3 separate regions of the Homo sapiens genome follow, and all the other regions are linked to region 3. The links are chromatin contacts, found by Hi-C or POLR2A ChIA-PET in ENCODE. All regions are on one chromosome and are shown on one strand. The core of a region is the stretch at or near the end of the contact, and the rest is flanking DNA. Distances in the headings are between cores, read along the strand shown.

Evidence for each region. Hi-C counts contacts between places; a loop is a spot of excess contacts on that map. ChIA-PET counts read pairs that join two places held with the same protein, here RNA polymerase II (POLR2A). Pooled maps may share reads with other maps.
Region 1: a loop to region 3 is called in a pooled map, with 4 times the contacts of the local background. The contact joins the promoter of TGM2 here to the promoter of CTNNBL1 in region 3. A Hi-C loop is called at or near these places in 6 of 50 pooled maps.
Region 2: a pooled map shows a loop between it and region 3 (2.7-fold over the local background). The contact joins the enhancer-like site here to the promoter of CTNNBL1 in region 3. A Hi-C loop is called at or near these places in 2 of 50 pooled maps. POLR2A ChIA-PET finds 5 or more read pairs at or near these places in 4 of 52 experiments (A673, HEK293T, activated CD4-positive, alpha-beta T cell and 1 more).

Annotation. Positions count from the first base shown.
Region 1 is chr20:38,163,455-38,166,519 of GRCh38, forward strand. TGM2 (transglutaminase 2) reads right to left here and starts at 1,816. Exons shown (of 13, transcript NM_004613.4): 1 at 1,735-1,816. The coding sequence starts at 1,744. RefSeq lists a silencer at 1,669-2,108.
Region 2 is chr20:38,059,603-38,062,532 of GRCh38, forward strand. All of the region lies in intron 5 of RPRD1B (regulation of nuclear pre-mRNA domain containing 1B), which reads left to right. Among named protein-coding and RNA genes, the nearest start is that of RPRD1B, 27 kb to the left of the region's middle. Within about 2 kb of position 1,654, at least 2 of the 41 ENCODE cell types and tissues checked have a DNase peak (open chromatin) inside an H3K27ac peak, as active enhancers do.
Region 3 is chr20:37,692,732-37,695,526 of GRCh38, forward strand. It overlaps CTNNBL1 (catenin beta like 1), which reads left to right and starts at 1,299. Exons shown (of 16, transcript NM_030877.5): 1 at 1,299-1,421. The coding sequence starts at 1,392. RefSeq lists an enhancer at 1,577-1,636.

The sequences.
Region 1 (3,065 bases), core at 566-3,065, 470 kb after region 3:
ATAGATGCTATCATGATTCCCATTTTGTAGACAAAGACACCAGGTGGCTCCAGGTCCCAGAGCAAGTGGCTGCTTTGGGATTGGAATCCAGAGCTGTAGGATTCTGTAGGATTCTGCCCTGGGAACCACCTCACTACAGCTCAGTTTTTTCTCCAGCCCCTCTTATGACCACCCCTTCGCCACCATGTCCTGTGTTGTTCTCAAACCTGGGGGCAGATAGTTCTGCGCCACTGAAGTATCAGGGATGTCGGTCCCCGTGTAATCACAACAGAAGAGACCTCAGTGGCCAGAAGGAAAAACTTCCTGCTGGCCTATTGCGGCGAGGAAATGTTTTTGGAAACTTCAGACCCAGGGAGCTTGAGCAGGAAAGAGGCCATTGTTGTTCCCATGGAAGACCCTGGAGATACGGCCAGTCCCTGGGCTGTGGGAGCTGGGGCATTTTCTCCATCTGTTGTCCGAAGAAGGGTTTCCAGAAATCACGCCCAGCTCCAAAGATGCAGGTCTAGAATTGTAGGATTTATAGGATTTCTGCACTTAGAAAGGGCCTAGGCCTTCTAGGCCAGTGAGACCTCTGTCAGAAGTGGCCACTGTGACATGGGGCTGGAGGCTCATCATAACTGGCATCTCCAGGATCTCCCAGCCCCACTGAGCCCTGCTTTTGAGCATGGGGGTGAGAAGATGCATTGAGGACAAGCGGCCACCGAGGCGACACATCACAGTGTGTTGGGAGCTGGGCCCGAGGGAGGCAGGTGGCTGAGATCACACAGCAGGGTCAGGTGGGTCCACAGTTCCTGCCACCCATTCCTGCTCCACCTGCCCCATGTCCCTGTCCCACACCCCTTCCTGGGGGTTGCAATGGGTGCAGAAGCCATCCCCAGATGAACTTGACCCAAGAGCCAGCTGGGATTCTGGGTCCAGCAGTGACATCCTCCATTGTAGAAATCCCTCCAGCTGGGACCTACGAGAGTGCTGCTTGTGTGTGGGGAGGGAGTCAGGGGCACCAGTATGAAATTAGTTAAGCCTCTGTTCCACTCCTCTCGTTCCTCACAGATGCACCAAAGGCTGGAGCAGAGGACCAGGGCACGGTCAGGGTGACAGATGGGTGGGGGTCTTGGGGGAAAACAAATCTCATAAACCTTGTCCTATAAAATAAGGACACTGTTGTCCTTATTTTATAGGTGAGACTCAACAATTGGCCAAGGTCTAGGGTTGCAGAACGTGAGGGCGGGAAGAACAAGCCTGATTTCCGAAGGCTCCTGGATAGGATGCCGAAAGCTCCTCTCTGGCCGCTGGAGCCAAGGACTCAGCCAGGCTTGGCTTGCACACCACCGGCGTGGCATGCACACCACCTGGTCCTGGCTGGCAAGAACCACCCAAACCTAAGTGTTCTGAGGCCAGGCCAGCACCCCCTGCACAGCTCCAGGCACACATCAGAGAGCCAGCCCCCACTGACTGACTGAGGACACGTGCCAGTGGTCCGCCAGGACAGTACTTTACAGTTTACAACACCCCGTCGCGTTCCATTGCCTCACCTGATCCAGGGAGGCAAGGGTTAATGGTTATGCAGTGTGGATGGGGAAACTGAGGCTCCAAGCAGCATTGAGACGCCTCCTCACCCAGCCCGGTCTGCCTGTTGCTCTCCAAATCAGGACTTAGGGATTCAGCTCCCACCGGGTCCTGACCCCCAATGCCCCGGGGCCCCTGAGTGGCGGCTGCGGTGACTCTGATACTCACCCTCGGCCATGGTCGGGCGGGGGCGGTGGCTCCTTCCACTGGCGGCGAGACCCTCCAAGTGCGACCACTGGCGGCTGGCACTGCCGAGGCGGAGAGCGGCGCTAACTTATAGCCCGCTTTGGGGCGGGCCGGGGGCGGGGCCCCGCGGGAAGGCGGCGACCTGGGAGGCCACCCATTGCCCAGTCCCGGGCCCACGCCGCCAGCGCTGGGGCTCACCCAGGGGACCGGAGCCCGAGGGAGGGACGGCGGCCGGACGAGGGCGCCCCCTGGGGGAGCGGACAGGGACACACAACTAGCCCAGGATACAGACACACCTGGACCCACAGACTCAGACCTTGGAGAACAGACACCTGGACACACACACTCAGATACAGACACACGCAGCACCCTCATAGAAACACACAACGGAACCGGGGTGCACCTGGACACACAGATGTGGACTCTTAGGTCAGATCTGGGATCAAGAACACCTCCCCACCCCCAACACACACACACACACACACACACACACACGCACACACTCACACACATACTCAGATATACATACACAGAGAGCAGACGCAGACACACCAAGACAGGGCTGTGGAGATACACACACAAACACAGATACACTCCCACAGATACACCAAACACGGCTGGCCACGCAGACACAGTGACATGGATACAAATTCAGATTCGAATGGCAGACACACACCAGGACATAGATACAGCCTGACACAGCCAGGTAGCCTTGACCGCGAGCCACACACAGCTGTGGACACAGATGAGCAGGTGTCCAGAGGCACCTGGCACACACACAGACCTCCTAGACACCAATGCCACTGTCAGATGTGGACGCAAAATCAGAGAGGGCACCCACAGACACACAAAGATGTGGCTACTCAGAGGTAGACACACATGCAGGCATGGACTCAGGTACAGACATGCAGACACACCTGCAAAAACAGACACACCCATGTCCCTTCCTGTAGCAAAACCCAGATAATCCTCCGATCTCACCCATCCTTGTATCTGTCTAATCAGCCATCCATCTAATCAGCCATCCATCTACCCATCCATCCACTCACCCATGCATCACCTACCCCCCCACCTATCCATCCACTCATCCCTTCATCCATCCCTCCCTCGGCCTTCTCTTCCCTCCCTCCCTCAATCCATCCATCCACTGAGCTTTCTTGAGGCCCCACTGTGTGCCAGAAAGGAGCAAGACTAACTTTCCAGGGACTCAGCCTAGGACTTCTCGAACCTGGCAACCAGGGGTCCTATCTCTCATCCTGGTATCTCTGGTCTCTTGGTCTCCTGTGCTTCCGGATCCACTGTGAGCCCTGAGC
Region 2 (2,930 bases), core at 404-2,903, 370 kb after region 3:
GCAGGTATAGACTACTTTCCATGTTGTATTGGTTGCTCTACCATCTTGGGATTTGCAAACATAACTCACATGGTGAACAAAGAAACTTTTGAAATAGTCAAAGCTTGAATAGTGATTCTAGGAATTATTGCAGAAATGCTGGTGTGCCACAACCTGTGGCTCTCTAAATAAGGTCTGTTAAAAACATAGTACAAATTGTGTGCGTGTGGGGTGGGTGGGGGAGATTAGGTATTATTCTGTCTGTTAGACTCATAACCCTCTTACTAAAAGAAAAAAAATTATGATTCAGGGCTGTGTGATTTGTGCCCTGCTCTCTGACAAGCCCCGTAGATGATAGTGCGTTCAGTGCCAGGAATTTCAGGTGTCTGTTAGACATGTCATTTTGCCCTAGTCGTGACCTCCCTAGTTAAACAGGGAGGGGCAGTTGACACGATTCCTGCTTTCCTTATGGGAAATTGAAAGGAAGGAATGAAGCATGAACTAATATTGACAGTAGGCTTTGCACCGGTACTTCTGTTCTTTGTGATAGTCTTTGGAGGTGACTAAATGTGTGTCTCCATATTGCATAGGAGGACATTGAGGCTTTGAGAAGATAGGTGTCTTGTCCAAGGTCACACAAGTAGTGGATCTTGGGATTCTAATCTAGGCTGCAAAGCCTATGTTCCTCCCCTTACAAAAGCTCAGACCTTTCATTCCATTGTCTTCCAAAGGCCACCATTTTCCCACTCCAGTCCCTTGACTTGGCTGCTTCTCTAACTTCTTCCATATCTATCTAAAGGAAATCAAGGTCACTGATGAAATATTTCCCTCAACAAATATTTGAGGCCCACCTATATCCCCTCAAGTGAAGTGTCAAGAAGGAAAATAAAGCAGGGCAGTGGGAGCGGAAAATGATTGCAGGCGGTATTAATGGTATTTTAAAGGTGTTTGGGGAAAGCCTTTCTGATGAGATGACCTTGAGCAGAGACCCGAAAAATTAGGAAGCAAGCCATGAGGATATCCAAGGGAAGGAAGGGCCACCAGGCAGTGGAAGCAGCACAGGGAAAGACCTCAGGCAGTGGGCGTACTGGGTTGGAGAACACAGCTCGGAGGCCTTGTGAGTCACGCAAGAAGCATCTCAGCCCCTCACTCTGCTTTCCCACCCCAGGAATTCACCCCACTGGGACCTGCAGTCTCTTGATTCCTCCCCCACCTCTTCCTAGTCCTCGAGTCCTCATTTTCTTCTTTATTCAGATTGGAGTCTCTCTTTTCACTTCCTCACACACACCTTCAACCCATTTTCTTCTCTTTCTCCCTTCAGTGTAGTCTCCTGGCAAAATCCCTAAACAGGTTAAATCACATTTTAAAAATACTTACTACTAAAAGGACCACTTCATTTATTCTTACTGTCAAAATCATAATCTGCAAAAATTGCAAGCAAGTTAATGTAAAGCTAGCCATGTATGTAATTTTGTTTCTCTGTTTCACTGACCTAAAGGTCTCATGTAGCTTCCTTTTAAAATACTTTTTTAATTTTGATTTTTAATTGTGGTAAAATACATATAAAATGGTAAGCTACATAAAACACAAAGGTGTACAATTTAGTTGTGCTAAGTATTCTCATGTTGTTATACAACCAGTTTCCAGAGTTCTTTTCGTCTTGCCAAACTGAAACTCTATACCCGTTAAACAATAACTCATCATTTTTCACTTCCCATATCACCTGGCAACCACCATTCTTAAATTTAGCTTTTTGTCTGTTCCTTTCCCGAACCTGTGTAGTGGAATGTGGCTGGGAAAAACTAACATGTCTGAGTTGACTTTTCCTCCTATTTCTCTACATGGACATGCTATTTTCTAAACCCGCCTCTCTGTGTATTAGATCTGCTCCTTCTCATCTAGCCAAGGCCATTGCTCCAACAATGCTCCCTCTTTCTCCTGCATTCTCCATTTTTTACTCTTTACTGGATCATTCTCAATAGCATAAAAACATGAATTTTTCCCCCACTTGGGAAGATTTTTTTCTTGACCTCATATCTTCCTCTAGCTACTGCCTCATTTCTCTGTTCTTTTTAGCCAAACCACCTGAATGGATTGCCTGTGCTGTCTCTCTACTTCCCGTCCTCCCAGTTGCTGATGACTTCCTTGTTGCTGAACTCAATGGTGGATTCTCTGCCCCCATCTTAACTTCACCCCAGTAGTATTTGGCCCAGTAGATTATTTCTTCTTCCTGAAAATACTTTCTTCACTTGGTGTAGTAGTTGGAATAATGCCTCCTGACCCCCCACCCCGCAAACACCCATGTTTTAATCCACAGAACCTGTGTATATGTAATCTTATATGGCCAAGGGACTTGGCAGGTGTGATTAAATATCTTGAGATGAGGAGATTACCCTGGATTATTTAAGAGGGCCCAGTGTAATCACAGGGTCCTTGTAAGAGGAAGGTGGGAGAGGGGGAATGAGAAGGAGGTATTACCGTGGAAGCAGAGGTTGGAGCGATGTGCTTTGAAGATGGAGGAAGCAACTGTGATAAGGCATAAGATAATTAATTGGTGATATTCCAAGCCACTAAATTTGTGGTAATTTGCTACAGTAGCAGTGGGAACTAGGACCCTGCATTATTCTAGCTTTCCTCCTCTCTTTCTGTGTCTTTTCAGCCTCCTTGCTGGTTTCTTCACTCCTCCTTGACCTCTTCATATTAGCCCCCTTCTTTAGCTGGTTTCACTGGCAGCCATTCTCACCCAATTTCATGACTATAAATAAGAGTTTTTCTGCGAATGATTTCCTAATTTACATCTCTAGTGTTGACCCTTCCACCTTGAACTTGAGACCCATATATCCAACCTCCTACTCAGTTTTATTAGTTGGATATCTTGATAGGCATTTCAAGCTTACTCTGCCCCACACTGAACTTCTGACCTTTCCTCTAAAACTTGTTTCACTCATGGT
Region 3 (2,795 bases), core at 49-2,548:
TGACACACACATGTCCTGCTTGCATAGAGCTTGCAATCCAGTAAATGAGGCTGTCAAGAAACAAATAGTCAACCATTAAGCACAAAATTACAGAATGAGATATATACGTAGTGGAGCAGGTACTTGGAAAAAGAATAATGAGGAGAGAGGTTGATTACCTGGACCAGGGTGAGTTGAAGAAGCCCTTGTAAGAAAGTGACATTTGAGACCCGAAAGATGAGAGAATTGGATGAGGTATGGTGCTGATGGCCAGGCAGAAGGGGAGAGGATTTGTCATTCTGAGGAATAAGAATAATTTCTGTATAATTGGAGCCAGTGCAGATGGGATGGGGACCAAAATTATAAATATGAAGGGCATATAAATATAATATAATACATAAATATAATTATAAATATAAAGGACAGGGGCTTATGGAAGGAGGTTTAATTTCCTTTGAAGATGGAGCCTTAAGTCCCAGGTGCATTCTGATCTTGTTTAAGATCAGATGCACTCTGAATGATTCTCTTCCAATTATGGGCAACTTTCTCCTCCAGAAACCTTTTTATATCACCTGGGTAGCAAGGGGATCATCTAGTGACCGTTAGACTTCGCATAGATGAGCAGACACAAGCCTAGAGAGGGACATGTGATCACCAATAGTTTCTCAGCCAGTAATAGTTGTACAGCCTTGGAACAAGTCACTTTTTGAGCCAGCACTATCTGATAGAAATTAATGGGAACCACAAATGAGAGCCACATGTGTAATTTAAAACTTTCTACTAACCACATTTAAGAAGTAAAGAGAAACAGGTAAAATTCATTTTATAATATATGAATTTGACCCAGTATATCCAAAATATCATTTCAACCTGTAATCAATGTAAGTCTTAGAAATCTGGTGTGTATTTTATTTACACTTATGGCACATCTCACTTCGGAGTAGCCATATCTCAAGCGCTCGGTAGCCATATGTGGCTAGTGAGTAAAGTATTGGATGGTGCAGTTGGGAGCGTCAGTTTCCTTTTCTGTGAAATGAGGATAAATCACTGGAAGCTCGTGAGAGCGCACACGAAACACCCGGCACTCCGCCCTGGACACTAGGGACGCGCAATCAAGTTTGGTTTCTTCTGGTCCCTGCTCTCCCCTCCCGCCCCTCCTCTAAGTCTCCGCCCCCTTTCCCCGCCCCCTCAGGCTCCAGGCGGAAGCAACCCTGTTCCAAATGCAGCGCGCTTTACGGCGGCGCGTCCTTTTACCGCGGTGTGGCCGGCTCGCTTGTCGCTCGCACTTTTGCCCTATTGGCTCTGCGGCTCCGCTCGCCGCACTTTACGGCAGTGTGGCTGGAGCCGCGGCTGACGGGCCCGCGGTCTGGGCGTGAGTGCAGGGAAGTGGAGTATTTGCTGGGCCGGGTACCATGGACGTGGGCGAACTTCTGAGCTACCAGGTATGAGGGGCAGGGAGGGCCGAGCGACCGCGTTCTCACCTGGGCAGGGGTCGCAGGAGCCAGAGCCCTTTCATCTCACCTCCTCTCGCCTCACTCCCGGGCCCTCTAACTTCTCATGCCACCCGGGGTCTCAGCCCCTCGTTTTACTTTGCTCTCCGAAGCCCTCCTGGGCCCTTTCGATTCATCCCTTCTCAAGACCTGAGCCCTTCACCTCCTCTTCCTCACCCTGGGGCCTGGTTCCCTGAAACTCCTCTGAAACCCCAGACTATCCTTTTTTTCACAACCATGTCCTCTCAGCTCTCATGTCCCCCCAGTCATTGAGGTGATGGTGGTGGCGGCGGTGGGAGTGCACTGGTCTCACTTGGATTTGATCTCCAGCTTCTCCACTGACTGGCTATGTGGCTTTTGGACAAGTCATTCCCCCCCTCTTTGAACCAAGTTTTTGTATCTATATAGTGGAGACACTAATAACTGCCTTAGTAGGGTTGTTTGAGGACTGTACCAACTGATATGTATGAAAGCTGGTTTTAAAGTGTGGAAAGCTGTGCTTGTGTTTACTGCGATTTGCAGGAGATGTTGGGAATTCTAGCATGGAATGAGTTTCTAGGAATCTTGCTCAGGGTCCCCCTTGCCTAGGAAACTTGTGGGGAAACTGTATGGGACCTAGAGAGCAGAAAGGGCTTGTCCAAAGTCACTCAGAAACAAGGAGCTGGAATTTGAGCTCAGGCGTACTGACTTCCACCCCAAAGTTTTTCCCCCACTTTGATTCCATAGGAGGGTCATTGCGAGGAGCAGTAGAGCTGCACTGCCGAATGTCGTAGCCACTAGCCACATAGGCTGTTGATTGCTTGAAATGTGACTAGTCTGAATTGAGAAATACTGTAAGTATAAAGACACATTTGGGTTGGAGACTAGTATGGAAAAAGTGAAATTTTTATATTGATTACATGATCGTACTGATTATATCAATTACATTGGTTATTGGTCATATTGATTAAATGATCATATTTTGGATAATGGGTGAAATAAAATATACTTAATTAATTTTTAAAATTTTATTTTATTGTTATTTAGAGACAGGATCTTGCTCTGTCGCCCATGCTGGAGTGCAGTGGCACAATCATTGCTCACAGTAGCCTTAAACTCCTAGGTCTAAGGTATCCTCCCAAGTAGCTAGGACTGCAGGCAGGCATCACTATGCTTGGCTGATTTTTAAATTTTTTGTAGAGACAGGGTCTTGCTATGTTGCCCAAGATGGTCTCAAACTCCTAGCCTCAAGCAGTCTTCCCACTTGGCCTCCCAAAGTGCTGGGATTACAGGTATGAGCCACCACACACCACACTCAGCCAATAAAATATGTTTAAAACCAATTTT